Regions from separate parts of the Homo sapiens genome. Here region 1 is linked to region 2. The links are chromatin loops, found by intact Hi-C in ENCODE. Cell type or tissue: ascending aorta. All regions are shown on one strand. Each heading gives the region's core, and the rest is flanking DNA. Links, peaks and the distances in the headings are about the cores only. Region 1 overlaps CWC27 (CWC27 spliceosome associated cyclophilin). Region 2 overlaps LOC107986419 (a long non-coding RNA gene).

Region 1 (12,527 bases), core at 1,393-9,392, 130 kb after region 2:
CTTGCTTGCAGCAATGTGGCTGAGCCAGGGTGTAGTGGGAGGTGGAGGCAGTTAGGTGTGGGGAGGCTTAATACACTGCATGTGAAGTCAACTTGAGGACAGAGGGGTGTGATAAAGAAAAACACAATTTTTATTCCTTTTTTTTTTTGCCAGTATAGGATAAAGTTCTAAGCAAAGGATATGTATATGTCATTACTTTATTTATCAGTCTCTTAAAAAGCTGAAAAATATCCAAAGATAAAAATAAAATTAACTATGTATGAGTTGCTAGGATCCTGTAGATCATAACTTTGAAGAGGAAGTTAGTCGGATTATGAAATAGATTACTGAGTTCTAAAAGGTTTGTGGGAAAATGTGAGAAATTATTGATTTATTATCTTCTAAGGTTGTTTTCGAGTTGTTTAATGTGAGTCTCATCTTTTCCACAATATTAGAAAGTTACTTAGAACTGGGATAGTGTCATATATTTCTTGTGCATTTTTTACTGACTAGCACAATGCCGGACACATCAAGTGCTCAATAAATGCTTGTTTCTTCAGTGCTTGGTGTGTTTATTTATTTTACTTTATATTGAACTGAAATAAAGTCAAAAGTTGCCGAGGTCCTATAATGGTGATGGTAAACTCTGAAAACAAAAGGATGATATAGTGGAAATGCCCCAGTAGTGTCTCTGCTCTGAGACTATTTGTTCATGGTTAATATACAGAAATCAAAGCCCTTACCATCCTTCATCATCTTCTACTTCTGTTTCAGGAATGTCATTTTCAGGCGTTTCAGCAATTGCTTGAGTGAGTTTAGATTTAAACTGGTTCAGCAGTGCAAGGGTCTGAAATAACAATTAGACTGCTAAGTTTTCTGATAAAGATAAATATAATTTTAAAAGAGATGCTTAAGTTTGGTAGAAAAGGAAATATCCTACTTGGATGTAAAACAAAATGTTTGATTTTGAACAAAAAGAACAAAACTACCTTTAGGCTGCAATAATGACATTAATAAACCTTGACATCATTCTGTTTGGATTTGCACTGACATTTCCCCTCAGAGATAGGTGACTATTTTCTGATTTGGGAAACAAAAGTTTGCTTACATAGAAGACAGAAGACCCAACTTTTGAAAATACATGTTTGGCCTGGTGCATTGGTTCATGTCCCAGCACTCTGGGAGGCCAAAGTGGGAGGATCTTTTGAGCCCAAGAGTTCAAGACCTCAAGACCAGCAGGGGTAATGTAGTGAGACTCTATCACTACAAAAAGAAAAGAAAAAAAGTCAGATGTGGTGGTGTGCATCTGTAGTCCCAGCTACTATGAAGCCTGAGGCAGGAGGATCCCTTGAGCCTAGGAGTTTTAGGCTGTAGTGACCTATGATTGTGCCACTGCACTCCAGCATGGGTAACAGAGTGAGACTGTCTCTAAATAAATAAATAAATAAAATAAAATAAAATAAAAAATGTATGCTCATTTATAGTTGAGTTTAGTGTCTATAAGAAAGAAAGGTAATTCACTAAGTTATGTGAAATCAAAAATAAAAAAATAGTATTGTTTATTTCACAAATTTCCAAAAATATAAAAATATCAATATAGGGAAGGTAGAATGAACATATTAACTGTTGGAAAATGAGTAAATTGGAATGTCTTTAGAAAGCTGTTGATACATACTGGTAACTTTAAGATGATCATTCCCCCTGACTGAGTAATTCCTATCCTGGGACGATAGAAAAATAAGGTGAAACAGAGAAAATGGCTTACGCACAAGATGTGCACTGCAGCATTACTCATACAAATGGAAAAATGAAAACCTGTTAAATGTCTATCAATAAGAAACTAGATAAATTTAGTAAAAAGCAATAAATATGCTATTTAAAAATTTTATTTTTATTTTTTATTTTTATTTTTTTGAGACAGAGTCTCGCTGTGAGGCCCAGGCTGGAGTGCAATGGCGCGATCTTGGCTCACTGCAACCTCCGCCTCCCAGGTTCAAGCGATTCTCCTGCCCCAGACTCCTGAGTAGCTGGGACCACAGGCACGTGCCACCATGCCCAGCTAATTTTTTTTGTATTTTTAGCAGAGATGGGGTTTCATTATATTGGCCAGGCCGGTCTCCAATTCCTGACCTCAAGTGTTCCACACGCCTTGGCCTCCCAAAGTGTTGGGATTACAGGTGTGAGCCACCATGCCTGGCCTAAATATGCTATTGTTATTAAAAATTATATACATGAAACATTGCATTCTATTGTTAAGTGAAAGATGAATACAAATATTGTGTTAAGTATATATTTTTTAAAAGTGTGTGTGTGTAGGGGGAACATGACTGTGAATTCTTGTTTGGCTCCTATGCTCTCTGTGGGCAGGAAGAAGCAAGTGGCTATAATTTTGTAATCACACCATCTCCTAGGTCTTAACAGTCTACTCCAGAATTTGAGCAGACAACAGAAGCTAGAAAAAGGTTTTTCTATTCAACATATTTACAGAGTCCATCATTATGAAATGGGATAAAATACTACCTGTCCGAGAAATCAAGGGCCTAATCAAGATTTTGGTATGTTGAATTCAATACTGAAATCCTCACATTTCATAAGGAAAAAGATGTGTGACAGTTCAACATGTGAATAACTGGTATATTAGAGAGTCACAATACATTCCTAAGCTCCAGAATTTATCTAGAGAGTATCAATAAGATCACAGTTCATGAAAAAGTTAAGTAGGTCTGGGCAATCTAGAACTCAAGCTTAATAAAGACAAATGGTGTCAAAATAACTGCAAGAAAAAGGTGGTTGGTTATTGCTTTAAAAATGATAGTAAAAAGCATCTTCTACTTTTCTGCAAAATTTAATGCCCACATATTCAACAGCTAAAAATACACACATTATCATAGCTACTGAATGAGATGAGTTTTGGGGAAAATTTATAAGTTCCTATAGAATGTCATCATAGGCATTCTGAGGGCTGCAGAGTATGTTAGCATTTAGCTGTTTTATCTGTTTTTAGAGTAGAGGTTATAGAATTAAGCTATTCAAACAATGTTAACAGATAAAGTATCCCTTGTTTTTAAACCTTACTCATTAAAAATAGTCCATTGTTTATTCATTCTTATTGTATTTGCTTATTAATAAGAAAACAGATTACTGTAAAAATATTGAAAAATAGAAGTAAAATAACTATTATCCTACCACTCAGAATAACCGCTGTTAATATTTTGGTAAATATACTTCCAGGTAGTATGTGTGTGTGTATGTATGTGTTTATATATCTGTATCTATATCTATCTATATCTACTATTGCATAAATATATCTCTCCACATGCTTATCTCCATATCTATCTATTTAATCTATATGATATGGTCTGGCTGTGTCCCTACCCAAATCTCAACTTGAATTGTATCTCCCAGAATTCCCATGTGTTATGGGAGGGACCCAGTGGGAGGTAATTGAATCATGGGGGCTGGTCTTTACCATGCTATTCTCGTGATAGCGAATAAGTCTCACAAGATCTGATGGGTTTATCAGGGGTTTCCACTTTTTCTTCTTCCTCATTCTCTCTTGCCACCACCATGTAAGAACTGCCTTTCACCCTCTGCCATGATTGTGAGACCTCCTCAGCCAGGTGGAACTATAAGTCAAATTAAACCTCCTTTTTTTCCCCAGTTTTGGGTATGTTTTTATCAGCAGTGTGAAAATGGACTAATACACTATAGCTTAAAAGTAAACCCTATCATTTTTTTTTTTAAGAGATAGAGTCTCACTCTGTCACCCAGGCTGGAGTGCAATGGTACAATCATGGCTCACTACAGCGTCGACCTACTGGGCTCAAGCGATCCTCATGCCTTAGCCTCCCAAGTAGCTGGGACCACAGATGCACACCACCTTGCCAAACTATTTTTTTTTTTTTTTCTGTAGAGATGGGGGTCTCCCTAGGCTGCCTAGGCTGGTTTCAAACTCCTGGGCTCAAGAGATCCTCCCATCTTGGCCTCCCAAAGTCCTGGGATTACAAGAGTGACTCACCATGCCTGGCCCTAACTAATTTTTAATGATGGATGTTTGCATACTTGGAAATGTCTTTTTTAAAAGCACAAAGAAAAATGAAAACAAAAAAGACTTCTAAATGGAATGAAATTTTAAAATTTCCTAGAAAATTATACTAGACCTGGATCTTTCTCCCTGAGTTACAAGTGGCAAGGCAGTTTGTTTTTAAGCCAATTAATGAGCTACTGGCATTTGCTCAAAGAGGGGAGACTGTGGCAAACAAAAAACATCCTCTTGGCTATTTTTAGCTTCTTCTATATTTAAGATTAGACTTTCTCCTGCTTTATTATAAAGGCTAGAGAAGACACTGGGCAGAAAAAAATCACAAAAATAATGGGACACATTTGTTATAGTGTGAAGAAGATAGGATCTGCATGGAGGCATTTTGATTGGCATCTGCAGGGGAATTATTCAGTTATGGCTTTTCCTGAAAGAACGAATGGCCAACTACTTCCAGGAATGCTCTTTCAGCACAGCGAGAGCCTTCCCAGAATGTAGAAGCTATGCTGAAGGAGCCCAATCTTGGCATACTCTGTTTATGCATATCTAACACAAGAGTCTCCCAACTGGGCCCTGTGCCTCTGGTCCTGTCCTGTATCCAGTCTAATCTCCATATTGCAGCCCAGTTAGAGAGATCTTCCTAAAATGAAAGTGAGATCATATCACTTCCTTCTGTCAATGGTTCCCCATGGCCTTTAGGATAAATTCTAAACTCCTTAACATGGTTTAAAAATACCTTGTACGAACTTACTTTTGCTTACCTCTTCAGCCTCATCTTTCTCCTTCTCTTAGTTTATGTTACAATCATATTTAATATCTTTTAGTTCTTTGCAAAGAGGTTGAAGACTTTTCATGTACGCACTGTTCCTTTTGTCTAGCCATGCTCTGCCTCTACCTGGCTGTCTCCTACACAACCTTTGAAGTTCAGCTGACAAATCATTTCCTTAGGAAGGCCTTCCCAGATTCTTAAGCCATGTAAGGCCCCTCTGTTATTCATCTACATGGCTTCCTGTACCTACCCTTTCATAATGCTCACCCCCTTTCACTGGTATTACTTGTTTAGCTCTTTTCCCTGATAGATCAGAGAGAGCAGGGATGTGTTCATGTGTTGACTGCCAAATACAGTGATTAGTACATGGCAGGTTCTTAATAATTATTTGCTACAAGGGAATGGGGGGAGGGGGAAGGAATGAATGAATGAGTCATCCTTAGTATCTCTGGTAGTATAGTCACTATGGTTGCTATTTAGAAGACTTTGTGATTTCATGAAAACAAGTTAATAATGTACTTTTTCTTAATGAAATTAAGAAATTATCCAGACAGGTTTGGGCTTTTTAATTTACTTTTACTTTGCCCGTTTTATTTATACAACTAAAATGGTGTGTCCATATATATATATATAAGGCAGTTTGTTTATATCCATATATATTAATATATATGTCTATCTATATAAACATATATATGGCAGCACCAAAAATAAATGATTTCAGTCTGCCCTCTAACTTTTCAACATGAAGGGCTGCTTAAGAGATTTGTTTTATCAAGTGTCAAGTACTGCATGGCACATAGTGCTGACTCCCAAATTGTTGAGCTAGCTTCCTATCTCTTTTCATTCTTGATTTCTGACAACTAACTTCTTAATATTACTACCTAAAGATTCAGGAATTACTTGTACTAATGAATAGAAGTCAGCTAGCAGACCAAATGACTTATTTCCAGACAGTGTACAATTTCAAGCTAGGCTGGCTAGTCAGCATGCGAGATGTCGGGCTGGAAGAGACTCTCTCATCATTTATAATCACCACTTCTTCATTTCATAATATTCACTACACAGAGGTTCCACCTGGGTTTCTGAGGATACATGGCTTTATGAGGTTCCTGTGCTTACTATGGGAGTACCAGGTTGAAACGTGGAAGTTCCAGGCTTTTTCACCACCAATGTCTGGAAAGAACTCCAGAGTTTGAATCTTTATGTGAGTGGCCAATGTCCACCCTATATAAATATATTCTTTTTTATTTTTAAGAGGTAGTGCTTCTCCTGATATATAATCAAATTAGGCTCCATTTAGAAACACTTAAAAACAATAAAAAGACAATAAGTTCTGTATGGATTTGGGTTTTTGAAGTTACCTGATCTTCCCGGGAAGTTCCCTTCTTTGACTGTTGCTTCCTCAAAGCTTCATACTTTTGCTTTTCTCTTCTGTATTCGGCAACAGCACCATCTGGAGGGGCTTCTTCCTCTAAAGAATAGTAGAATATTTTTAGAATAAGCAGTAAAATAGCTCTGTGGATTCATAGCAATGTTTATGCTCCTGTTGCTGAAGAGGAGGTTGGCACTTGGGCTTGCTTTTTCACCATTTAATTTCAAAAGAAAACCTGTAAGCCCCACCAGCTCTGTAACTACTTCCTAAATTAGAATGTGACTGATGCTAATTTATGAGTTGATATACATATATTTACTATACACTGCACTATTGTAATTGTTCTTCTCACATGTCCTTATTTAAGTTGATTATAAAATCATCTATCTCACTTCTAAAATAATTAAGGTTTTCCTAAAATTCAGCAATACCATTTTACATTTTTTCCTTGCCTTAGAAGATATAACCTTCCAAATATTGGTTGATATTCCAATTACCTGCCACTTTTGTTCCCCAGTTATAACAATAACAACCTTCAATTTAATGGCATCATAGAAAATAAATATGTCTAACAAATAAGTCAAAACAGTTAGCAAAAGCAGACAAAAATAATCTTTACTGAATTAGAAATTAGAAAACAAATCTATAGGTTTGAACCTGCAATAATTCTATGTGAAGATTAGTTAACATCTTGGTTCATAAAACACAGTTTTGCCTCAAAAACAAACAAGCCAACAAACCCAACTAGTAACATTTTATAATACCTCACATGTGTAAATATCAATGAAATTTGTGACTAAAACACACACACACACACACACACACACACACACACACACACACTCCCTCTCTCTCTCTCTCTTCTCTTTGGCTGGAAGACAAACGATAAGCCAGATGTAATCAAGAATGCTAGTAATCTGTCTACCAAAGCTTTAGTCTGTTAGTTGTCTCTTTGTTATCTAGCTTGAGGAACATCATGAATATGCAATCTATTAACAATCAGCCATTTTGTTCAAGAGATTTTCTGGTCAAAAAAAAAATTTGAACTAAGAAACAAGTTATCTTTTTGTGGTTACCTAATATGATTTTGGTAGAACTTGGAAGGAGAGTCCTGGTTTCAAAACTGACAGCTGCAAACATTAAAAACTGAGCACATTAAGGAAAAATGAACCATTAAATACAGAAATAATATCTAAGGCACACATGCCTAGTAAAGACTAGTATAAAGAGTATGCCATCACGACTGGTATACATGAAGTGATTCTTATAGTAGGTTTAAAAATTACTTTCGGCCGGGCGTGGTGGCTCACGCCTGTAATCCCAGCACTTTCGGAGGCCGAGGTGGGCGGATCACGAGGTCAGAAGATCGAGACCATCCTGGCTAGCACGGTGAAACCCCATCTCTACTAAAAATACAAAAAATTAGCCGGGCGTGGTGGCGGGCGCCTGTAGTCCCAGCTACTGGAGAGGCTGAGGCAGGAGAATGGCGTGAACCCGGGAGGCGGAGCTTGCAGTGAGCCGAGATCGCGCCACTGCACTCCAGCCTGGGCGACAGAGCGAGACTCTGTCTCAAAAAAAAAAAAAAAAAAATTACTTTCATATTTTTCTACTGAATTACATCTTTGAATACCTCTCTTCTTCTTATCCTACAGTAGTTAGATTTGCATTGTCCTGGGATAAAGAGCAAGCACTTTAAGATGACTTAGGATCCCTACATGAGGCAGTTAATGCTTTGCTTTCCAGTTACGTCTCTCAAGAGACAACTCCTTTGCCGTATCCACCTTCATGTGCTTTCACTTGGCTGATAACTAGTATTCTTAAACCCTGCTCTCTTGACCAACCATCCGCCTTTGCACATGCTTTTCTTCCTTCAGGGATACTGCAAATACTTCATCTCTCCGTTCTTGTTAATTCTCCTTGCTTAATTCCGGCTCCTCCTTTAGGTCTCAGCTTGGTTGGCACTTCAGTGAGCCTTTTCTGATTCCGTTCTTGAAGTCTGGTTTAGATGTCTCTCCTTTGAGCTTCCAAAGCACCCTTTAGCACTTATCACACTTTATGGCGATTTCCTGTTTACTCTTCTTTAAACTCACTAGACATTAACTCCTTGAGGACAAATCATATTTGTCCTCATTTTTTTTTCTTATTTCATTTCATGTCCTCATTTCATTTTCTTAAGTGTATCTTTCAAAGATACACTTAGGACAGTGCTTGGCAAGTGATTCAATAAATAGTCAAATAAATGAAGTAATAATGTAATTGAAGAAGGGGAAAATAAGAAGGTGTAGGGTAATTTGCCCTCTTCCCCTCGCCAGCCTCAGTTATAGTTAGCATTTGCCATGCACCTGGAATCTCCTGTTCCATTGCATTTAGGGAGTCAATAATTATTTTCTGCCATTTCCTAGGGCAGAAGTTTGTAAAATTCTAAGGAAAATTGTGATGGGTATCAGTAGAACTGTTTAATGTTTTTATGGTTAAAAAAATGCAAAAGAGAAAGGACAAGTTCTTTGCTTACATTTTCAGCTAAAAAAGATTGAAAACCTTTATGTGTGGTAAGAATTTTGCAATAAATGGAAAAGATATAGATGAATTCTGCTATCTCATGTCATAGGTAAGTTAAGCTTACAACTTTCAAAACAGATTCAGCATTGCTTATTTTAATGTTTCACACGCATCTTCTTGAACACGGTCCCTTTTAGCAAGGACCAACCACTTAATTTCACTTATTAGGAATGTGAAGGAAGTAGGAAAATGTTTAAAAAGTGCTATAAAGAAGCCTTACAAATCAATTTTAAAAAGTCAAGGATAGGTACATTTAAGTATATAATAAAGCATGGAAATTCTGTAGCTATGTTGTTTATAATACTAAATGGCCTTTTAATAACTTAGAAATAGCAGTCACCTCATTAAGGAAACTAAATGCATGAAATGATAGAATTTTTAAAAACAGCTGTATTGAGGTAGGCATTACATATAGTAAAACTCACTAATTTTGTATATAAAATGTGATGACTTTTGGTATTGTATAGAGCATATAACTTCCACTGCAATCAAGATCTAGAAAAGTTCCACATACCCTACAAAGTGTCCAAATGTCTGTTACAGTCAGTTTTCTTTTTCTGGCAATGAGGCATCAGCGATCTGCTTTCTGGCACCACATTTTTGCCATTACTAGAAACTCATACAAATGGGATCATACAGTATGTAGTTTTTTATGTCTGGCTTATTTTGGTGAGCAACTATTGTTGAGATTCATCCATGTTCCTTTGCATAACTGAATAGTATTTCATAGCATGGATATACTCTAACTTGTTTATTCTGAGTTGCTTACCGTTTTTGGCTACTACAAATAATGCCTCTTTAAACATTTACACACACAAGTTTGTTTGCAAACATATATTTTCATTTCTTGGGGGTAAATACCTAGGAGTGGGATTGCTGAGTCAAGTGATAAGTGTATGTTTAATTTTATATGATACTGCCATACTGTTTTACAAATGGTCGCACCATTTTGGCTGCATCATTCCACTCGCAATATAGGAGAGGTTGAGTTGCTCCATATCTCCAAATATATCGGTATTGTCATTTAACTGAATATTTTAGAGAGCGTGAAATAGTATTTTGTGGTTTCTAGTGTTACTTTTCTGATGACAAGTGATATTACATTTTTTATGTGCTTGTTGGCCATTTATGTATCTTCTTTTCAAATCTTTTGTCTATTAATTTTTTTTGTCTTATTAATGAGTTGTAATAGTTTTCTTATATATTCTGGATACAAGTCCTTTGTCAAATATATATTTTGTAAATGATTTATCTCAGTCTGATTTCCCTTTTCATTTTCTTAAGTATATCTTTCAAAGAGCAAAAGTTAAAATTCGATGAACAGCATTTTATCAATATTTAAATTTCATATCACACTTTTTGTGTCTTATCTAAAAAATCCTTATTTTCCTCATGGTCTCAAAAGTTTTTTTCTAATGCTTTCTCTTAGTAATATAAAATTTTAGCTTTTCTGTTAAGATATATAATTTATTTCAAGTTGATTTTTATATATGGCGTAAGGTAAGGGTTGAGATTTTTTTTCTATACAGACATCAAGTGTTCCAATATTATATGTTAAAAAGGCTTTCTTACCTCCAGTGAATGACCTTGGCACCTTTCTTGAAAATCAATTGACCACATATGTATATCTATTTCTATACACTCTCTTCTGTTCCATTAATCTATGTCTCTGCTTGTGCCAGTAGTATACTGTCTTGATTACTGCAGGTTTATAGTAAGTCTTGAATCAGTTAGTGTAAGCCCTCTAACTTTGTCTTCTTTTTCACAACTATTTTGGTGATTTTTGTTCCTTTGCCTTTCCATATAAATTTTAAAATCAGCTTGACAATTTCTTCAAATAAGTCAGGTAGGATTTTGACAGTAGCTGCATTGAATGTATAAATTAATTTGGGGAGAACTGCAATCTTAACAATAGTGAATCTATCAAAGTTTTACTGACTTAACCTGCCATGTTGAGGTCTATAATACATCCTTTTGGTTCCAACCATCATGTACAGTCATGGTGCTGGTGTGAGATAGGAGTGAGGAGTGGCTATTTACTATCATCTTTGTGACTATCTCAGGATTAGTATTTCAGAAACAGGAATGTTTTGAAACAAATATGGGTAATTGTAAAAATGACTGGCTGATATACTAGAAGCAATAACATGAAATAGCAAATAGAAATAAGCAGTTTTCATAGAATGGAGAGCAAAAAGCAGTACCTCTCTTCCACCAAAATGTCATGGGAATGTAAAAAAAAAGAAGATATGTGCAATGTAATTAATTCTCACATCAAGACTCACTGAACAAACCAATGAACAACTTCCAATCCAGAAAGGTTAGTTGGACAAAAAGTATTTTTAAAACAAACAAAAATTTTTATTATGGAAAAATTTCAACACAAATATAGAGAGAATGGTATAATGAAGCCTCTTTAGTCATCACCTATTATCAATAGCATCAACTTATGGACAATCTTATTTAACTCACAAGATATTCTTAAGACATTAAAACTAGCACTCAGACAGTAACCTAAAGCACATGCATTTCCTCTAGTAGGTAAAAAAGAAAGAATATGTGCTCTCAGTTTCCAGTATAGGAGATGCCAGTGAGCATGGCATCTTTAGAGCATAGACTTTGGGTGAGACTGATCTGAATCCTGGTTCCACAATTTACTATATGAGTGAGATAGGGATACACTATGTCATCTTTTTGTGCCTCAGTTTCTTCAGCTATAAACTGGGGATGATAATATCTACCTCACTTGCTGTTGTGAGGATTAAATAAAATACTGTCTGACATGTGGCAAACACCTAACAAACTATTATTACTATCTCATTCAGATTAAATTATGAAAGTATCAAAATATACACTCACACTGACTGTACAATTATGTGCTAACTCTATATGTTTTTCTTTGTTTTAAGTGATAAGCTTTCAAAGGATATCACAGACTCTTGCACAAGTCAAGCTTGTTTTTCTTTCTCTTTCCCTCTCCATACAAATACATTTCTTTCATATAAGGGAATTTCTTACATTGATGGAGGGAAAAGGGAAACTATTTTTTTTTTTGCTAGATTATGAAGCTATACACATTCTAAAAGTGGTTATAAGGATTTTCCAGTTGAGATGCTCTTAGACATGTTAGCATTTTTATTTTACTTCCTCCTGCATTTCTCACATTTTAACCTATATTGAAAAGCTAATTAAGACAACTTTAATGTATGTATCAATTTATTTCATTAGTATTTATGAAACCAAACACTCTTTTTATATTTTCTAGCCATGATAATGAAAACACAGGCACGTAGTTCAAATCCTCCTGAATGTATTTGCCCTGATAATATCTTAATATTGTAGCATTAGTCATTCTTCTTAATGTATAGTCATAACCAGCTTCATAAATGTTTTGTATAAGGCAATTAGTGGTAGTGATGGCAAGCATCTAAAGAATGAATAAAATTCACCCGTAAATTGTAGGATCTGTTTGAAAATATCTGTTTGGTGATAGGATCTACATTTAAAATGACAAAGAAAAGACTTAATATTCTCTAACTGAAGTAAAAAATCGATTGCAAAACCAGTTTTGCTTTGAAAAATGCTAAGGAAATAGTTGGGTAAAATTTTATGGCTTTTCATTATGATTTAAATGATCCCAGATCAAATAAGTAAGGTAACTCTTGTTTCACAAGGCTTCAAACATATTTCAATACTATTTCCATCTACCCCTGTTTATTATATTCCATTCTTAATGAAGCTCCAGTTAAACAATTTTCAGCAGATGGACTGAGAATGAAACCAAACTCTAGAATGTTGTCTATGCCTCA
Region 2 (12,527 bases), core at 2,241-10,240:
TAATGACATGATATTGTATCAGGAACACAACATTGAGGTAACTTGGTCAGGGCATGTCCAGAAGGGGCAGAAGGTGAGCTGGAAAATGTCAGTTGGGGCCAGATCATTACAGAGTACTCCATCTTGAGTATATCACTTAAGAACTTTAAGAAAAGGAATGCAGTCAGCTTTGCATTTCTAGAAAGATAACTGGCTGAATGGGCAGAATGGATTAAAGTGAGAGGCAGTTCATCAAGGTAACAAGTTTGGAGGCTAGCACTTCTATACCAACAGGATTGGCATAGATGGAGACTAGAAGTGTAACTGACAAATGTTATTGATCGAACGGATATTGGAGGAGAGAAAGGAGGCATCAAAAAGTAACTCTAGGGTTGGGCGTGGTGGCTCACACCTCTAAACCTAGCACTTTGGGAGGCTGAGGCAGGAGGATCATTTGAGGTCAGAAGTTTGAGACCAGCCTATCCAACATGGGGAAGCCCCATCTCTAATAAAAATACAAAAATTAGCTGGGTGTGGTGGCACACGCCTCTAATCCCAGCTACTCAGGAGGCTGAGGCAGGAGAATTGCTTGAACCCAGGAGGTGGAGGTTGCAGTGAGCTGAGATGGCACCACTGCACTTCAGCCTGGGCAACAGAACAAGACTGTCTAAAAAAAAAAAAAAAGTGACTCTAGGCTTCTAGATTGTGCTCCTTGGAGGATAAGGACCACAGGAAGAGGAGCAGTTTGGGATACAGTCAGAAATATAATCAGCTCTCTGTATCCATAGGTTCCACATCCCTGGATTCACCAACCACAGGTTGAAAATATTAGAAAAAAATTGCATCTGTACTGAACATGTATAGACTTTTTTCCTTGTCATTATTCTCTAAACAATACAGTATAACAACTACTTAAATAGCATTTAGATTATATTAGGTATTATAAGTAATCTAGAGATGATTCAAAGCATATGGGAGGATGTACGTGGGTTATATTCAAATGGTACACCATTTTATATTAGAAACTTGAGCATTTAAAGATTTTGGTATCCACAGGAGGTGGTGGAACCAATCCCCCACAAATACAGAAGGACACCTGTATATATGTGGAACCCAACGGGGAAATACACATTTGAGAATAGGTGGTAGCTGGTATCATTAATTCATTATGTCCAGCAAAGTATTAAGTTCTATGATGCTATGACATGGACTTGCTCTTAGGGATTTATAGACTAGTGGGGATAGGTAAGGTATTTCACAAGTAGATACGTTAAGATGTGTGAAAAGCAGTGTTGTAATCAATGAAATACAGAATAGCTAACCCAGATTAGGAGTCAGAGGAAGCCTCTCTGACAATGTAACATTCCCACTTTGACTTTAAGGGCAAGTTGCAATTAGCTGGAGAAGAGAAACTAGGCAGAATGAACACTATGTACAAAGGCCTAAAGGAGAGAGAGCACTGCCCCTGAGGACCTGAAGGACATTCAGGAATACTAGAGCAGGGAATGCAAGAGATGGGGAAAAGAAGCAAGCAGGAGTGAGGATGTGAGGGGCCTCATAAGCCTTGGAAATAAATCTGGGTGTTTGGGTCGGGAGTATCTTGATAAGACTGAGTTCTAGAAAGGTCATGGTGCTGCACCAGAGAATGGCATAAAAGGGTGTGAGGTTGTTTGCAGAAATCAGTTAGAAGGCTTTCAGTGGCCTGGATGAGACAGATTTGATTTATTAATCAGAATTGTTTCAAGGAGACAGAAACCACCTCAAAAAGTTCAATTAAAAATGAGAAACTTCTTGGTTTCAGTAACTGAATCACAGAAAGACAAGGGAGCTGCTGGCCAGCAAGGGATGGATGGGGGAATGGAGTGCTGCCAGGACCCCTTTTCTACTTTTGCCCTCATCTCTGTGCATCTTGGAAAGTTTGCTGTTCATCTTTCAGGCCTGGTAGGGTACATGGCCTGTTGGTGGCTCTGAGATCACATCTCTACAGCTTCTAACTAAAGGAGACATTTTGTCTCTGATTCAGAATAGATTCAGAATACAAGTTCCCAGGAAATGCTGGGATTGGCTGGGCTCGGATCATGTGCTAATGTCTGGACTCAATTCTGTGGCCAAAGTACCTCTCCCCTTGGAGAGATAAGAGCATTGTCTAAGGGACATGGTCACCCCAATGGTCAAGGAAGTAAGGTCTGTTACCAGGAAGGCTGTAGGAAGATGCCGGCAGTCCCGGGCAGACACAAAAGCACTCTGGATATTCAGGTGATAGAATTGACACAAAAGCACTTCAGATATTCTGGTGGTAGAATTAACTGAATTTGGTGATTGACTGATTGTGGGGGAAAGGCAGCAATGAGCCAAGGATGACACTTAGATTTCTAGCTTGGGCAAATAGGAGGATGTGGGAGCCATTCTCTGAGACAGGAAACACAAGAATAGAAAGAGATGGTTTGAAAGAGAAAGTGAGTTCAGATTTGTACCATAGGAGTGCTGAAGAGCACATGGGACGGCCAATTTGAGATGCCCAATAAGGGCCTGATGCACAGAAGAAACAGCCAAGCTGGACAGAGATTTGGGAATCATCAGCACTGGCAGGGTCACTGCAGCCCCCGATTGGATGTGATCTTCCAGGAAGAATGGAGAGTGAGAAAAGAGGAGGAACTCTGGGGGCACCAACATCCAAAGGAAGATCAGAGAAAACTAAGAAGTAGCAAGAGAGAGGAAGAAACCAGGAAAGAATCCTATTATTGTGTGAATTATGGTTCATAATGGTTATGAAAGCTAGCACGGAGAATTAAAAAGTGATGGGAAGTGGAAGGGAGAGGACATGCCCTCTAGTTTCTAAGAAGCTCACAATCTGTAAGACCAGATAAGATCAGAATACATCAGCTAACAATGCAAGTAATGTATGACAGGTACCAACATGAGTTCTAGGAGGAGGAAGACAGCAGGAGCATTATGGATTGGGGTAGCCAGGGGAAGTAGGATATAAGTAGACCCTAAAAAGTGGGTAAGACTTGAATAGCTGGACACTGGGATTGGAGAGAGGAAATTCGGGTTAGAGGAATTTCAGGTTGGAGGAATTTCACGCGCAAAGGAGGAACTACACCAGGAGCACTCAGGAGATGTGCTTATGTTGGGGACTGATGACAGATTATTTTAGGAGGGTAAGCTTGGCCAGATGGAGAGGGCTTTGAATGCCAGGCAAAAACACCTGGTAATAAACTTTAGTTAGTAGGCAGCCTTCAAAGGTTTCAGATACTCCCTAAAAGAAACTGACTTGTGTTATTTTCTTACCCCTTCAAAGCATCCCTGTGAGACCAGTCCCTGTTATCTAAACGTATTTTTCTCCTATCATGTCGTGTCTTCCTTTGTTGACTTTATTTCTAAAAATATTAGGTGTGACTCTGACACTTTTGGTATCTGGGACTGCTCAGCAGCTTTCTCTAGCAGGTAGTTAAGTTTTCTTTTCTTCTACCCTATTACTTCCAGTTCCATCCCTCAGGGACCATGAGAAACAATTCCACTTCTCCTTATGTTTATATTCGGAGGATGCTTATAGAGTTTCCACATTCCCTGTGCTTTGAGCTCAGCCAAGGTATACATACTTAATTCTTTTAATCTCTCCCCCTAAGTCACTCCCTGTGGCCCCTTAAGCATCCTAATTGCTCTTCTCTGAAAGGCAGCCAGCTCATTATGTGCATCTTCCTTGGGAGGCAATGAGGAACATAGTATTCCCCGTGTGGTCTCACTAGACTCATATATTACCTCCCAGTTGCATCCCACGACTGGACATGTGGAGCCGCACTCCTTCTGCTCCCCGCTCCCTACAGTGCGCCCTGGCCTCAGTAAATCCCTTATCTCAACAGGTTATCTCCCATTTCCAGGTGGCCTGTTCCAAAGCTTGGAACCTGTGTTCACCACATGTTCAACCCCCAGCTCCCGCCTCAGGAGGTCTCTTACTGGGGAAGGTGGCCCGGAACCAGGACGAGTATCTGTGGAAAATTGCAGCTAAGCTTGCGTAAGTAAACCTTGGAAGAGGAGAGGCTGCGGAGTGCCCAGAATTAAGAGATGCCGCATCCTGCCATGAGCTCCCCGGCCTGCCCGGCTGTGACAGTATTCAACAAGGTGCAACTTGGAGGCTTCGCCTCTGTTTCCAATTATCCCTTTTATCTCTGCTCTAGCCCCTCTCCTTACCTAAGTGTTTTCATAGCTCTCAGTCATTACTGTTTAGCTTTGTGAGGATAAACGTGAAACCAAACAAATTATACATATCCTGTCTCAAGATGTGTTATCACCCTCTGACTAGAAACCCCCAGAAGCCTGCGGCTTTTGAAAGTTCTAGGTTTTTTTTTAAGCTTTGAAAAAAAAATGGTGGCAGAGGTTAAACTGCCTTTGAGAACGCCAAATGTTTGGATTTCAGTGAAGGTTGACATGGAAACCCACCTGAGGCTTCCTCGAGTGTCTCGGGAGGTAATAAAACCCGAGCTGGATGCTCCTGCTGCTGGGGGAGGAACAGCTCCCAGGGCGGCCAGGTGGGGGCGGCGGGGCCTGAGGAAGCTGCCCGGGGCCGCACAAAAGGGAAATCGAGGAGAGGAAGCCAAAAGCCAGAAAGGGCACGACGGGGGCGTGGGTGCGGGTGTCCGGGGAGACCTCGGCCGTCCCAGAACTTTCCAGGGCCCGGGGACCTGCGCCGCCCCGACTGGAAAGTTGGTGTTTTTACTCGAAGCCCTTTCTCTGGGCAGTTTAATAACAAACAGCGGCCGCAGCAATGGCGTCCGCGCCGGCAGCGTCGGGGCGCCCGGAGGCGGGGCGCGGCGGGGCGGGACTCTCCTCCCGCTCGGGCCCGGGGCGACCGGCGCACCCCACAGCCGCTCCCGGCGGCCGCCGAGGCGAGGGGCGGCAGAGAAAGGTCGGGAGCACTGAAGCACCGGGGTTGCCGGAGGCGAGGGCACCCAAGTTTATGCAGCTTGGGGTGGACGCTCGACTGCTGAGCTGCAAATACACAGAAAGCTTTGCCCACCGCTCGCCCCGTAGGTTCATCGCTTTATTCCCATCTACACCCAGGCACAGGAGAACTAAAGTGAAGAGAATTATCTTATGTTGGTTTCTTGGGGAGGAGGCGTGTGGAGGGGAGAGAGCCCTCCGGGAGAGACGAGGGAGAAAGGCAGAGGGAACCCATAGGGAGAGGAAGCAGGACGCCAGTGCTGCTTCCTAACACCTCTCTTTGTCTCCATTCAACACGGATTCCTCCCCATGGTGGGCCAGCCTTAGAGGACACATTCGTCTTTGCCCCCAAGGCCACCACAGACTCTGTGTTTCTACCCTGAGTACTAGAGGATGCCCTAGAAAAGAAATCTTGAGGACCTCTCTCTTTGAGACTTTGAGGGCCTCCACCTTCCAGCCACTGTTTCGTCCAAATCTGGGTTATCCATTCAGTAAAGGGTTGCCAGCTGAAATACAGCACACTGAGTTCCATATGAATATCAGATAGACAACGACAAATTTTGAGCATGAGTATGACCCACACAAAAATTCGTGTGCGTTTGTTTTATTAACTCTAGCAATCCTAATTCAGTACGTATTTCTGATTCTTCTTCAATTCCCGTCCAGACAGCAACCCTCTGAGACAGGAAGGGAGCGTGCTCTCACCAGGCACCATTTCCTGCCTCTCCCTCGGTCCCCTCTAAAATTGGTAAACCTCAGGTGTTTTCTAGGGAAGTCCCACCGTAAGTGGAGAAAGAATAAAGATGGGAGTAGAGATCAGGGGTGAAGTAGTTTAAGGTCACCTAACCAAAAATTGGAAATTTCAAACGCAAGAGCTGAGTTCTCCTTTATTGGAGGAATTAACAAGATGTGCTGTGAACATAAGAGTTAAATAGTAGTCGCCTTTTGTAAGCAACTCTAACAGAGGTTTACATTTGGGATTAATAGTAAACTCCCCAGGCCTTACTGACAGAAGAATGTAGTTGCCCAAATAAACAATGTTTTGATCGGGACTCGAGACCAACCCTCCGAGCACTCAGCCTCTTCCTAGCAGGAGCATTTCCCAACTCTGAAGTAATTTGTAATGTGCTGGGAAAACATTTTCAAAAAATGGATATCTAAGATACCATAAAAGGGAAAACAGTTCTCGCTTTTGAAGTAAGAAATACCATTTGCAGTAAAATTTCTTCCGTTTGCATTTCTGAATTATGTCTTGATAAAGCTAGGCTTACAGTGCCCGAGTGCTGCCTCCGACCTAGTAAGGAAGAGTCTAATGGAACAGTGTGGGTCTGGGGTTTACTGTCCTCTAAATATTATACTGTCTTCTTGGTACATAAAAATAAGAATACCTCCCAATGATGGGATTACTGTAACTGGCCTTTACTTCCCACTGTAGGCTTCCTGGAACTGGCCTTTCAGACTGGAAGACCCCTCAGCACAATTTTGTCACACCGTCTCTCAGCGGCCACTGTTCCTTCAAGGGTAGAAAAAGTTAACATTTCCCAATAGCACTTTGACTAGAAACATGAATGTGCTGAGAAGCACAGAAAACATATTGTTTTACTGGGAGGTCTCAAATGACTCCGGGAGGACTCCCTTGAAAAGGCCCTGGCTCCAGGTCAAACTCCAAAAGTGCTGCTCACTCTGCCCCCTGGTGCAAGTCGGTGTGCGGCTCACCCAGAAAGGAATTCTTCCCCTTTCCAGGTGGTGTTGTGGACAGCTTTGGAGGACCCTGCTTCCCAGGGGACCAGTGACTGTTTCTCTATGTGTCATGAGCTGAAGGCCTGAGGATCTGAAGATTTGGATTCTCCTCAAGTTCACTCCTTCAACAAGTATTTGTTGATTACCTCCTGTGTCCATATCACTCTTCACCAGGTTATCAAGGGAGGCAGGCTTGTGGGTGAAGGGTGAATTCCGAGTCATCGTGGGGAGTGATGAGGATGGGGAAGGGCAAGGAGAGAGGATGGGCACACAGGAGCTGAGCAGCAGTAAAGCTGCCGTATGCCCATGTCTAGCGCTGTGGCTGGCACAAAGCAGATGCTCAGGAAATGAAGCATTCTACTGCAAATGGTGTTTCTTACTTCAAAAGGAGATGGAGGTGGGTGTGCTCAGGAAATACTTGTTAAATCTCTTTAAGGATGAAATATTCTGGGTGACTTTATGTTATTCCTAAGCCAACTTTTTTGTTCCAACTTATTAAGTATCTTTTATCGATACTGTTAGGTAAACAGGTGCATAGGAGAGCCAGGGTGACACCATTTTAAAATCAACTGTATCTTAAATCTAACAAGGCACGGTCATGACCATGTCCTAAGATGTTTACAGCTAAGGAAGCAGCTTCATAATACCGGCAAGAACAAACTCCTATGACGACAAAATGCCCAGATGCACCAATATCACAGGATAATATATACTTTTAAGATGATTATAGCCATGCTTTCATGTGCCCACACACTAAAATGCCAAGGATAACTTCCATTATATCAACAAAGTAATACATTTTGTCACATTGTCAGCCCACCCACACATACATATAACTTAGCTTAAACTTTACATAGATAAGACCCCTATAGAAGAATTTACAACAAAGATGATATATTCCTCCTCTTGCTTTCTGAGGACGCCCTACTTTGTATCTGAGTAGCTTTCAATAAACTATCTCTTCTCACTGTACACTGTAACTTGCCTTGAATTCTTTCCTGTGTGAGATTCAAGAACCCTCTCTTGGGGCCTGGATCAGGATACCTTTTTCTGGCAACAATACTACTTTAGTAATGTTTTGTACTAAACAAAGCTGTTTTTTTGTTTGTTTTGTTTTGTTTTTTTTTTTTTTTGAGACGGAGTCTTGCTCTGTCACCCAGGCTGGAGTGCAGTGGTGCAATCTTGGCTCACTGCAAGCTCCGCCTCCCAGGTTCACGCCATTCTCCTGCCTCAGCCTCCCAAGTAGCTGGGACGACAGGCGCTTGCGACCACACCGGGCTAATTTTTGGTATTTTTAGTAGAGACGGTGTTTCACCATGTTAGCCAGGATGGTCTCAATCTCCTGACCTCGTGATCCGCCCACCTTGGCCTCCCAAAGTGCTGGGATTACAGGCTTGCGCCACTGCGCCCGGCCACAAAGCTGTTTTTTGGTTTATTTTATTTTTCTTCTTGGATGGTTATAAACGTCGCAGCATGTCAGACTCAACATTCCGATCTTGGATTGCAACTGGCCGGTAGTGAGTACTGCAGCCACAGGTTGTAGGAGATGGGAGTGAGTGTGCATTGACCCAAAGGCAGGCCTGGCATTTCTCATGAAATCTCTTACAAAAGTTTCCTTGTGGAGTTCCCTTATTCCTTATGGGTTAAGGATTTCTTAATCCATAAGGAATAAGGGAAATCCTTAAGGATTTTGTCAGACGTGGCTTATCTAAGTTTCCTTACGGAGATGCTCTATCTCACTGAAATCTAGCAAGTGATGTTTGGGCTTAGGATGGGAAGGCAAGGAAAGCAGTTAGCTAGAAAATTGGTATTCGTCGGGAGCCTACTAAGGAATGCAGTGTGGGTATCCAGCTCATGACAACATGCAGGTTGTTTAAGTTTGCTTGAATAAAGTAGACAGGCCTCTCCTCCGTCTTTGGCTGGCAAATAAGAACATATCTGGGAGACATCCATCAAATCCACATGGTTGGCTGCTCACTCTGTAAGAGAATTTATGGAAAAGTTTGTCCAGGAGTTGGCATAAGAAACAATGCTACTGATTATTCAAACAATTAGATATTTATTGATTCCAGACAGAACATTCCATAGCACTCGATGTGGTGGGAGATGGAGGAGGAGGAGAAGGCACTGTCTCTTCCTGTTGGAAACTTGTTGAGTAGTTGAGGATTTGAAGCTAATACACGCAAAACAACCAAGTACCAAGTACAAGAAGGGCCTGGGTCTGAGGGGTTGGAGTGCAAGGAGGGACCTGAGGTAGTAGTGATAATATGGCAGGCCAGGCACTGTGTGTGCCAAATGGACTGAGTAGGTCATTTCTGTTCATCTTCACACCAGCTCTATGATATTTGTACCATTGTTTCCCCCATTTACACATGAGGAACCTGAGCCTTAAAAAAGTAAAGGAGCTTGCCCGAGGTCACCCTGCAAGAAAATGGCACAACTGAGCCAAAAACATTTGTATAGGAGAAAGTAAGAGAAAAAGTGGGTGGAAAATTGTCATTTAGTGGAACAAACACTGTTTCCTTGCCTTCCTCTATCTTTAAAGTGCAGATAATAATCTCTACCTTTCAGGATTGTTAGGCAGGATAAATGAGAGTGTCTGTGAACATTTCCATTGCGACACTGCCTGGTGCTCAGTGGGAAGTTAGACGGCACCACATTAGGGAAGGGAGGTGAGGACAGATATCCCATAGAGGGAACTGGGACATGACTAATGTGGAGCAGTGGGAAGTAAGTTTGGAAGGGAAAAGGGACCCAGTTTATAGAGGACCTGAAACCTAAGAGAGAAGGTGAGCATTGATGTAGCATTAAATACTTTAACGAAATTATTAATACTTTTCTGATTTTTGTAGTAAAAATACAGTCATAAGAACTTCGGGGGAAAAAAAGCCCAGAAAAGTATGAAGGTGAAAATTAAAAATCTTACCCGCAGAGATAACCACTTGTAACCTTTTTTGTGTTACTTAACCTTGATCCTAACTATGACATGTGCTAGAAAATATGAAATTATGATCTTACTTTTATGAAATAAAGTGTTTTTATATGCATTTTTTATATATGCTTACAGTATTCTGTATGATTATATTGTATAATAAGCTCTGCTTTTTTCACTCTTTGTTGTGAACATTTTCCTCATAACTAGGAAATATTAGAAAAAACTTTTTAAGGCTATGGACTATTAACAAAGTAGAAGTACCATAATTTAACAATTTCTCTATTATTGGCTTTTGAGGTTGTTTCCAATCTTTCACTATTAGAAATAGCACTGTGATGAATGTCTTTATATATATATAAAACTTTAACCACATTAAAAAATTATTTCTTTGGGCTGAATTCCTAGAAATAGAGACACTAGGTCAAAGAATATAAGAATTTTTAAGGCTCTTGATTCAGATTGCCAAATGCCATTCCAGAAAGGTTGAAGCAATTTATACTCCCACCAGCAGTGTATGAGAGTGCCCATTTTATGGAATGCTTGCCAACAATGAGTATTTTTTTTAAACTTTGTCTATTTGATAGAGAAAACATAGTATCTTGTTTTAATTTGTATTTCTTGGATTATAAGTGAGGTGGAACTTTTTTTCATAGTTTATTGGCTGTTTGTATTTCTTCTTTTGTGAATTTTCTCATTGTTTCCTTGATCATTATTCTAGAACAGTACTGCATAGAGACCTAATGCAAACCGTGTATGTAATTTCAAATTTTCTTGTGGCCACATTAAACAAGTAAAAAAAACAGGTAAAATAAAATTTAATAATAAAATTATTTTAGTAATAAAAATCTTAATAATACAATATATTTAACTAAATACACCCCAAATATTATCATTTCAACATTGGCACTAGCTACATCTCAAGTGCTCTTGTGAGTAGTGGCTACCATATTGGACAGTGCAGATTCAGAACGTTTCCATCATAGTGGAAAGTTCAACTGGACAGCACTAGCATGGAGCTAGAGCTTTTGATATTTTTTTATAAGGAAACTTTATATATTTAGTTTTTTGTCTATCCTATTTGTTGTAGTTTTTCTAGTATGCCATTAACCTTTTAATTTTGTTTGTTCTTTTTATTTACTTATATTCAAACAATGTAGGTTAATCTGTCACTTTCCCTTTGTTGTCTCTTCCATTGTTTTAGGTCTACCTATTCCCAGATAGTTAATTCTTCACCTATATTTTCTCCCCTCACCTCCCTTGTTTGTACAGACAGGGCCTCACTATGTTGCTCAGACTGGAGTGCAGTGGCTATTCAGAGGCATGATCGTAGCACACTACAGCCTCAAACTCCTTGGCCACTAGCGATTCTCTTGCTTCAGCCTCCCAAGAAGCTGGGACAGCAGGCACATACTACTGAACCTGGCTCTCCTAGGTTTTTTTAATGATTTCATTTGTAATGCAATTATTTAATCCTGAAATTTATCACATTATTTTAAAAGTGTACCTGATTTATCAAAAAACTTACCATTGTTGTATGTCTGTTAATTTCTCCTCAGAGTTTTTAAGAGTTTCTATCTTAAGTATTTCAATGCTGTGTTACTTAGCGCATAACAGTTGAGGATTGTTGATACTTGTAAAAGAGTATGATTCTTCTGGTTCATTGTAGTGGTTTTTGTTTTGACTCTACTGTGTTTGAAATTAATATTGTCACCTCTGGTTTTGATGGCTGCATTTACCTAAGATCATTGTCCCAGCTTTAATTTTTTAACCATTTCAATTTTATTTTGCATATAGTTTCGTATTCATTTTTGTAACTGTGATTTAATCTTAACTCTGCTAAACTGATTTTTGTTCTCATCACTGATCCTTTCATATGTCACTTTCTCCTGTTTTTGAGTTCTTAAATTTTTTTTTTTTTTGAGACGGAGTTTCGCTCTTGTTGCCCAGGCTGGAGTGCAATGGCACAATCTCGGTTCACCGCAACCTCCACCTCCCAGGTTCAAGCAGTTCTCCTGCCTCAGCCTCCCGAGTAGCTGGGATTACAGGCATGCACCACCACGCCCGGCTAATTTTGTATTTTTAGTAGAGACGGGGTTTCTCCATGTTGAGACTGGTCTCAAACTCCTGACCTCGGGTGATCTGCCTGCCTCGGCCTCCCAAAGTGCTGGGATTACAGGTGTGAGCCACCGCGCTTGGCTTGAGTTCTTAATTTTTTATATCACTCAGATAACTGATATATGCCCTCAAGTAATTGTTTTCAAAAAAGTATCTTATAGTCAGTACTCAATAAATGTTTTCTGAATAAATGCATGAATGAAGAATTTAAGCCTTTGCACATCATAGAATGTCCTTCTGTTTTGTGATAAAAGCATGACTTTTTTTTTCTGTGATAAATCTACTTTTTACTCCTGAATAATGGTCTTGTGTCTCTCTCTTTTTCCAACAAACTTAATTATTTAGTCTTTTTTTTTTTTTTTACTTTTAAACATTTTGCCATGATATGTCTATATTTTGGTTTCTTTATATTGGTTTTACCTGGAAAAAAATGAGACATTTTTAATCTTCAAATTTAAGTCACTCTTAAATTCAGGAAAGTTTTTTTCTGTTATATATTTGTCTGTTTTGTACAGTTGTTCTGGATCCATTTTCAGAAACATGACTATTTTTGAGATTGGATCCCAGGTTCTTCCTTTATATCAATCATTAATTTTTATCAGTTTGCCCATTTAATGTATATTTAGAAGGAGTTTTGGCAAATGGCATAAGGTAAGGAATTAAAATTTTTTTCTAGTTAGTTTGCCTTCTCAAAATTGAAAAAAATTACAACCTTATCTTCTATACTCTCATTCTGTTTTCTTATTTTTATTTTTTAAATTAATTTTTAATTTTTGTGGAAACATACTAGGTGTATGTATTTATGGGTTACATGAGA

What was found. Hi-C counts contacts between places; a loop is a spot of excess contacts. Peaks named below come from ENCODE experiments on the same cell type or tissue, not always from the same donor. Only the 100,000 strongest peaks of a DNase experiment are listed, where the experiment ranks them.
Region 1: it touches region 2 in a loop (2.5-fold over the local background); 20 of 110 quality-filtered maps call a loop at or near these places.

The regions. Positions count from the first base shown.
Region 1 is chr5:64,965,434-64,977,960 of GRCh38, reverse strand. CWC27 (CWC27 spliceosome associated cyclophilin) reads right to left here. Exons shown (of 14, transcript NM_005869.4): 12 at 6,149-6,258; 13 at 723-826. Among named protein-coding and RNA genes, the nearest start is that of CWC27, 200 kb to the right of the region's middle. In ascending aorta, for the core only: a CTCF peak has its summit at 6,254 (motif pointing left); no DNase peak of the experiment used is centred there; H3K27ac peaks cover 2,445 bases.
Region 2 is chr5:65,095,364-65,107,890 of GRCh38, reverse strand. It overlaps LOC107986419 (a long non-coding RNA gene), which reads right to left. Exons shown (of 3, transcript XR_001742682.2): 3 at 8,071-8,639. Among named protein-coding and RNA genes, the nearest start is that of CWC27, 330 kb to the right of the region's middle. RefSeq lists enhancers at 4,401-4,901, 4,902-5,402 and a silencer at 4,630-4,919. In ascending aorta, for the core only: CTCF peaks have their summits at 4,494 (motif pointing right) and 6,600 (motif pointing left); DNase peaks (open chromatin) are centred at 4,630 and 6,610; H3K4me3 peaks cover 1,086 bases; H3K27ac peaks cover 3,445 bases.